Regions from separate parts of the Homo sapiens genome. Here all the other regions are linked to region 3. Evidence: chromatin loops called from intact Hi-C (ENCODE). Cell type or tissue: psoas muscle. All regions are shown on one strand. Region 1 has its middle 45 kb from the start of C19orf12. Region 2 overlaps LOC107985345 (a long non-coding RNA gene). Region 3 has its middle 62 kb from the start of CCNE1.

Evidence for each region. Hi-C counts contacts between places; a loop is a spot of excess contacts. Peaks named below come from ENCODE experiments on the same cell type or tissue, not always from the same donor. Only the 100,000 strongest peaks of a DNase experiment are listed, where the experiment ranks them.
Region 1: a loop joins it to region 3, with 9 times the contacts of the local background. A loop is called at or near these places in 106 of 110 quality-filtered maps.
Region 2: a loop joins it to region 3, with 11 times the contacts of the local background. A loop is called at or near these places in 82 of 110 quality-filtered maps.

The regions. Positions count from the first base shown.
Region 1 is chr19:29,758,876-29,761,375 of GRCh38, reverse strand. No RefSeq gene overlaps it. Among named protein-coding and RNA genes, the nearest start is that of C19orf12, 45 kb to the right of the region's middle. In psoas muscle, a CTCF peak has its summit at 1,129 (motif pointing left); a DNase peak (open chromatin) is centred at 1,095; H3K4me3 peaks cover 375 bases.
Region 2 is chr19:29,729,405-29,731,904 of GRCh38, reverse strand. The region is part of intron 2 of LOC107985345 (a long non-coding RNA gene); the gene reads right to left. Among named protein-coding and RNA genes, the nearest start is that of C19orf12, 15 kb to the right of the region's middle. RefSeq lists enhancers at 994-1,043, 1,164-1,213. In psoas muscle, a CTCF peak has its summit at 1,282 (motif pointing left); a DNase peak (open chromatin) is centred at 1,224.
Region 3 is chr19:29,872,751-29,875,250 of GRCh38, reverse strand. No RefSeq gene overlaps it. Among named protein-coding and RNA genes, the nearest start is that of CCNE1, 62 kb to the right of the region's middle. RefSeq lists a silencer at 1,502-1,961. In psoas muscle, a CTCF peak has its summit at 1,561 (motif pointing right); DNase peaks (open chromatin) are centred at 234 and 1,570; H3K4me3 peaks cover 2,324 bases; H3K27ac peaks cover 2,224 bases.

The DNA.
Region 1 (2,500 bases), 110 kb after region 3:
TCCCCGTGTGATGACGGTGAGCAGGTGCCGGCAGCCATGCCAAGCACCTCCCCAGACTGCTCTGCGGGACTCTCCTGAGAGGCAGTCCCAGTGCCGCATCTTACAGGAGGAGGTGAAACCAAGGCACAGAGAGATGAAGTAACCTGCCTGGGGCCACACAGCAGGGAAGTGTGGGTGCAGAGAGCCCATCTCCCCACCTCTCAGCTCCCAGCCCACGGAACTCTCCCTCCCTGGACTCTGTGTGAGGGATCTAATTTTTATTTTTACAAAGTGGCTTACACCTGTAATCCCAGCACTTTGGGAGGCCGAGGAGGGGGGGCGGGGCCCAGATCAAGTGAGGCCAGGAGTTCGAGACCAGCTTGGCCAACATAGCGAAACCCCGTCTCTACCAAAAATACAAAAATTAGCTGTACAAGTTAAGATGTCTCAGTTTCCTAATCTGTGAAATGGGTGCATTGGTGATTTCAGAGGTCCCTGCATGGTGGCTCTGGACTCAGATTCCAGTGGACACCCCTTCCTAGGATGGTCCTGGCAGTGCCCAGGTGCTCTGAAAAGGAGAATTCAACTGCAGGCACAAGTGTGGTGGTCGGGGGGTGGGGGCGTGTGAAGACCCAGGTGACCCAAGGTAAGGACCCAGGAGTTCGAGACCAGCTTGGCCAACATAGGGAAACCCCGTCTCTACCAAAAATACAAAAATTAGCTGGGCAGGGGTAACCTGTAATCCCAGCTACTAGGGAGGCTGAGGCAGGAGGATCACTTGAATCCGGCAGGTGGAGGTTGCAGGGAGCCCAGATCGCGCCACTGCACTCCAGCCTGGGCGACAGAGCGAGACTCCGTCTCAAATAAACAAAACAAAACAAAACAAAATGCAAAATGTGCAAAATGGGACAGAAAGTGGAGACCTAGTCAGGGGAGTTTAACATAACAATAGTGATGGCAGAAAGCATAGCAAACAGAAGTGACAGCACCCATCAGCCATAGGTGTGTGGCGGGGTTCCGGGCTGTCCGGAGGGAAGGGAGGGCCGGCCTGGCTGGCGCTTCCCGCCGCTCTCGGAGCGGGACAGCCCCGCCGCCTGCCTCCTGCTGCCCTCCTTGGGCGCCTCAGGCCGCGCCCTCTGCTGGCCAGTGGCGGCCACGCAGCCAGTCTTGCCCTTGGGCAGGAGAGCTGGGCCCTGGACCCTGTCAGGCCCGGACACTTCCTCCTCTTACTCATGGTTACCAGCGCTGCCCACCGAGGAACGAAGTTTCCATTCCCTCTGAGGGTTAGGGCCATCCCTCACACAGCACAGGCCAGGCTGGAGAAAGGGGGACCACAATGGCAACTTTTTTTGTTTTTTTAAGACAGGGTCACGCTCTGTTGCCCAGGCTGGGGTGGGTGCAGTGGCCTGATCTCAGCTCGCTGCAGCCTTGACCTCCTGGGCTCAAGCTCAGCCTCCCGAGTAGATGGAACTGCAGGCACGCACCACCACACCTGGCTAATTTTTTTTTTATTTTTTGGAGAGGTGAGGTTTCACTATGTTGACCAAGCTGGTCTCAAACTCCTGGGCTCAAGCCATCCTCCTACCTTGACCTCCCAAAGTGCTGAGATTACAGTGTGAGCTGCTGCACCTGGCCTCTTCTTTAGTCCAGTACATCAGAACCAGGAGGAGACCTCTGGGATTCAAGAATGCTGACATGTGTGAAAGCCCTCCCCACCGAAGTCCCGGGAGCAGCCCGGTGGGAAGGGCATCTGGCAGGTGGCAGAGTGCCATGGGAGCTGGTTAACCCACTAGCCAGACCCTACCATCCCTCCCTGCATGGCCTTGTACAAGTTGAGATGTCTCAGTTTTCTAATCTGTGAAATGGGTGCATTGGTGATCTCAGAGGTCCCTGCATGGTGGCTCTGGACTCAGATTCCAGTGGACACCCCTCCCTAGGGTGGTCCTGGCAGTGCCCAGATGCTCTGAAAAGGAGAATTCAACTGCAGGCACAAGTGTGGTGGTCGGGGGGAGGGGACGTGTGAAGACCCACATGACCCAAGGTAAGGACCCAGGAAGAAGGCAGCCGGGAACTCCATGGAGTATTTGCCCCAGAGCCCTGAGCCCCAGCCTGGGGATCTCGTAGCACACCACTGTCTCTTTCATCATTGGTGGTTTCTTGTCCTCTTGTCTTAGAGGGTGAGCATCCCCGGCACTCAGCCAGTTGCCTGCACACAGCTGGGGTTCTGCAGATATCTGCATGAGTGGGGAATGCCTGGGTGGAATCTAACAACCATCCCAGCCAGGCCCCTTCCTGCAGGACTCATGGGCTCCTTGCAGCCTCCATGCCTCCCTCCTGGGTCTCTGTCTGAGCACAGATTGTGCACGAGTGTTTCCTAGGTCCCCACCTGAGGCAAAGCGATAAGCAGAGGCCACATTTTTTTTTTTTTTGAAAGAGTCTCACTCTGTCGCCCAAGCTGGAGTGTAGTGGTGCCATCTCGGCTCACTGCAACCTCTGCCTCCTGGGTTCAAGCGATTCTCCT
Region 2 (2,500 bases), 140 kb after region 3:
GGAAGGTGTGGTCACCTCACCTGGCACACAACTTAAACAAGCCAAAGTGCTGGCCAAGAGTGAGGGACATCTGGAGTGGTAGGTGCAGGAGGGAGACGATGAATAGCAACTGTAGTTTCATTCACAGTAGGATTTCCGCAGGCCTCCCCCTTGAAGACCTGGTGACAGGTTGGATTTGATGCAGGGCATGCCTGAGTCTCAGCGGTCCAAGAGGGAGATGATCAGACAATCACGGGCACCGCCTCGCATCCTCCTGGCCTCCGCTGATTCAGCTATGGCAGTGGTGAGCAGTTTTGTGCAAGCTTCAGCTCATTTGGGCCTCACAGCACCTTGCCTCAAGCATGCTGTTTGCTTTGGCCCCAGGGCTTCCTGAATGCTGTGGCATGGGATGGCAGAAAGAGCCCATTCAGCATGCAAACATATGTTCAGCCCGAAGGTACGGGGGTTACCGTTCCCAGGGAACTCTCAGCAAATGGGGGAGAGGCAGAAGATTCTGAAAGGTCTTCTGTCTACTCAGCAGTCCGCGTGGGACCGAGCCCTGGGTGCCTGTAGAGGGGACCAGCCTTGGTAATCCACCCTTGTGTTGGCTTGTCCTTCACTGTGTCACCTTCCCTGTTTCCTCATCCTGCTTCCTAAAATTGCCTCCAAACTCCACCTTCCCTCAGAGAAGGACTGAAGTAGGTAAGTGGAATTTAGTATCAGGTTTGTAAGGGTGAGATCGCAAAGTACTTAAGATACAAACACAAAGTGTCTATCCTACAGACCTGGGCTCAGTCCTTTTTTTTTTTTTTTTTTTTTTTAGACAGGACTGGAGTGCAGTGGCGTGATCTCGGCTCACTGCAACCTCTGCCTCCTGAGGGTTCAAGCAATTCTCCTGCCTCAGCCTCCCGAGTAGCTGGGATTACAGGCACCAGGCTAATTTCTGTATTTTTAGGAGAGACAGGGTTTCACCATGTTGGCCAGGCTGGTTTCGAACTCCTGACCACAAATTATCCACCAGACTTGGCCTCCCAAAGCACTGGGATTACAGGTGTGAGTGAGCCACTGCACTGGGCCACAGCCAGTGTTGAAATTCCACATAATCACAGACTAAGTTAAAATTTCAAATTAAACATATCTGGATAATTTCATCATAGCAGAAATGGTGAAGGGGTAAATTCTGGCAAAGTGACACGCTCAGTTTGTTAGGTTACAATCGGGAGGGCAGCGTCTTGAACGCGCTCCGGCGCCCATGGTCCCTGGATTTCCTAATCTATAGCACCCTCTAGTGTTAGCTTTGCTTCATGTCCAGAGCTCAGTGGTAAAAGCCTGAAATTCTGCCTCTGCACAAACCATGCTAAGTGGAAATTTGTGACAGAAGAGGCTCCTTTTATTGCTTTTTCTCTAAGGAGAAGTCATCAGGTGCTTAAATCTTTGGAAATAAATTTGTGCCACCTGTATGTTTAAAATAAAGTATCATGCTTTATGCTTCATTTGTTCTTCCAACAAGTAATTGTTGGGGGTCCCTGCGGTCTGCAGAAGGCCCCATGTTGGAGCAGGAGGTTTTAAATGAAAACGCTGCACATTTTCACAGATGAACAGGGAAGGAGGGTGTCACGCCAATGTCCAAACGGGGAAGTAGTTGGCCGGTGCGTGCAGGGGAGAGAGCTGCCACCGTTCCCCCTCAGTCCCACCTCAGAATTCATCATCCTACCTGGCTCGGAAACAGATTTGGGGAGCATAAGCTCTCTTTATAGTTTGCCCCACAATCAATTTCAGTGCATCTGTGCAGAGTGACATGAACTGTCCTAAATGTCTTCTAAAATAAAAAGACACCTTTGCCTCACTCGGGGCTTCGCAGCATTAAATGTACTTGGGTTAAAGGCTTCAGCGTACTCCAGTGGGGGCGCATCTTCCTACACTTTGGATAATTCATATGCATGAGAAGACATCGTCATTTTCGGTGCAGTTCTGAAAGGAAGTATTAAGGGCGAGAATTTGATTTTAAGTGAGGGAAGGGGAAAAAAAGGTGTGAATTTAGCTCCAGACTCTGCAGAGGATGAAAGAAGATGTTATATTTCTGTTTGAGACGTTGCAAATCACTCTAGAGTGCCCTCTGAACTTCTCCCTCAGCCCACCTGTCCACAGAATGGCTGGGATTCACTCCACTCTCCAGGATTTACTGTCACCTCTCCCATCCACAGTCTTTTAGGAACAGACCATCTCAGACAGCCCCTAAAGTTACCGCATGGACAACAAATTGTTCTGCAAAGTGATAGCATAGAATGCACCAAAACATCTTGAAAGAAACTTACTCAAGATGTGCTTGTTTCCTCAAGATGATATTTTATTTGTTTTAACCGGCAGTCTTGTGGGTATATATGTCTATGTTTAGCCAAAATGAAAAATGCTCCTAAAATAAAATCTCAGAAACTTTGACCAGAGTGCTTGTATGTTCTAAGGGGGAAAGAGTGTTGCATAATTCGTTACGGGGGCAGACTAAACCTTCCCTCCACTTAGA
Region 3 (2,500 bases):
GTAGGACAACTTTCTCCCGGAATAGACAAGACACGCTAATCCAGGAGGGAGGCCTGGAGAGATGAAGACGTCGAGTCCAGATATGAATTAGTCGTGAGTATATTATTTGAAGAAATGTTGAACAGCTAGGCAAATATTTGATACCTTTGAATTGGAGCTGGCGTTTTCACAGGCAGAGTGCTGGCAGCTGCTGAGACATCCCCCTTACTGGTGGCATACCTTGCTGTCACACCCGGTGCTGCAGGCCACCTCTGTGGTACACTGAGAAGTAATTAAAGTTGCATGCCTGCTGGAATCCTCCGCAGCCATGCACCAAGCCTGGGTCTCCGGGACAGTGCTTGGCATGTGAGTGGATCCAAATCGCCTTTTCTTTTTTAAAAGAAATATTTATTTTCCTTAAACATACCATCATCTTATTAAAAGAATGAAGTTTCTGCCTCAGTGGGGCTCCTATTTTTGGAAAGAAAACATGATCTGTGGTTTGGACTCTCTAGTCTGTGATCGTGCGGAGGGGGTTCCCAGGAAAGACACCCGCCTTCCCTTGGCTCAGGAAACAGGCCTTGCCTATAAGGCAGGAGGATATGGGGGGAGACCTCAAGGTTTGGGGGCAGCTGTGGGAGTCTCTGCACACTGGCAGAGAATTAACTAACCTCTTGGAGCTTAGAGGGAAAACCCCGGGGAACAATGATGTCGGGGGCACGGTCAGCAGAGTGGCCGAGCCATCTGTACACCAGGTACCTCATCCGGGAGTGGGGGCTGGCATTGGCATCCCCAGTTTACAGAGGGGGAAACAGAAAATCCGCGATATGGCCAACACCAGTGATGTCAGAGCCGAGCCAGGGCATGACGGAGCGAGTATGGGAAGCAGTTTGCAGACCACCCCATGGGGTTTACAACAGCAAAAGCTAATACTCTTCGAGCTCTTGCCTGGGCCTGGGGCTCTACCTGCCTCGCTCAGTCCCCTGTCCCCAGGCTCAGAGGATTCTGGCCCCCCCCCCGGTGACAGTCCCCTCCCCCTCCCCCCTCGCCCCGAGCCTACAGCCCGTTCTGCAGGGGTCATGCCTTGCTCTTGACGATCAGGGCGATCTGCAGGTGCTCCTGGTGGGAGCCTGGCCCGCCCTCCCCTTTTCTGCACCCCCTCCAGGACCCGCAGCCAGCCAGCTCTGAGGTTAATTCTGTGACAGTGTGCAAATACGGCTGCCGCCAAATCGCAGCCTCGTGCCCGCAGCCTCGCGCCTCAGGGGTAAGGCCTGATTTCTGAGCTAAGGGAACCTGGGAGCCTTGCGAAGCCTCCACAAGGCACGCACTTCCATGAACCCCATTTTAGAGATGAGAAAACCGAGTTAGAGAGGGACGCACGTCACCCCCTGGGCACGGCACCGGCCACCGCGCGCTGGCTCCCAGGAGACGTGGGGCTCGGTTTCTGCTGGGAGAAGCCGAGCAAAGCCAGAGGCTGTTGGGGACTTCCCGGGAGAGCGGCGCGGGCGCGGGGGCGCGGGGGCGCTGGGTGGGGGTCTGAGCACCAGCCTGGCCAGGCTTCCCCGCTCCGCAGATGCCCGGGCGCCGCCACCAGATGGCAGCAGACGCTTTGCGATCGAGCGGCCGGGAGGGCGCGGGGCCGGGTCGGAGCGGGGTCAGGGGAGCCCACCCGCCGCGCGGCTCGGTCTCAGGGCCGCCTCCTCCCTCCGCTCCCCCGGGCTGCGCCACCCAGGCCTCCAGGAGCCCGCCAGAGCAGCACCCCGCCCGCCCTCGGGCAGCCACCTCACGCTGCTCAGGAAGGACTGATTGGCTTGGGCCGGAGCCGGGTCCCCCAGCCATCGACCCCGCGGGGAGGGCGCGGAGCGGGCGGGGACTGTGGCTGGGGAGGCCGCGGAGACCCCTCGGACCAGCCCAGCTCACCCCCGCTACGAGACGGGCCGTCACCCACGCGAGCCCTGAGGATGCTGACCTGGAGTGGCGGCAGAGGGCAGAGCGCGACCCTGCCCTGTGTCCCCGCGGCAAGGCCCGCGCTGGGCCCCGCCGAGCTCCACCACGCCCGACGACGCTCAGAACCCGGCCTGCAGTGCTGGATGCGAGGGGTTTGGGCGAGCATGGGTGCAGGCCCCGTGGGCAAGTCAGGGCGCCTCTGAGCTGGCCCTGGCTGGGTGTTGGAGGTGAAGGCTGCAGAATGGGGGAGGGTGGCCAGGCTCCCACCTCGGGGAGATCACCTGGCCCGTCAAGGGCAACGCATTGCACGGGGGCACAAAGATGGACCAGCGGACACTGGGGACTACCACGGGGTGTGGGCGAAGCAAGGGCTGAAAAACCACCTACTGGGTTCCATGCTCACTATCTAGGTAACGGGATCATTCGTACCCCAAACCTCACAGTACACCCGTGTAACAAATCTGCACGTGTAACCCCCCCCCCCCCAACGAATCCAAAATCAAAGTGGAAATTATTATTACTATTTTAAAGAGCAATTCAGGACGGGCGCAGAACAGGATGGAGGTTCGAGTGG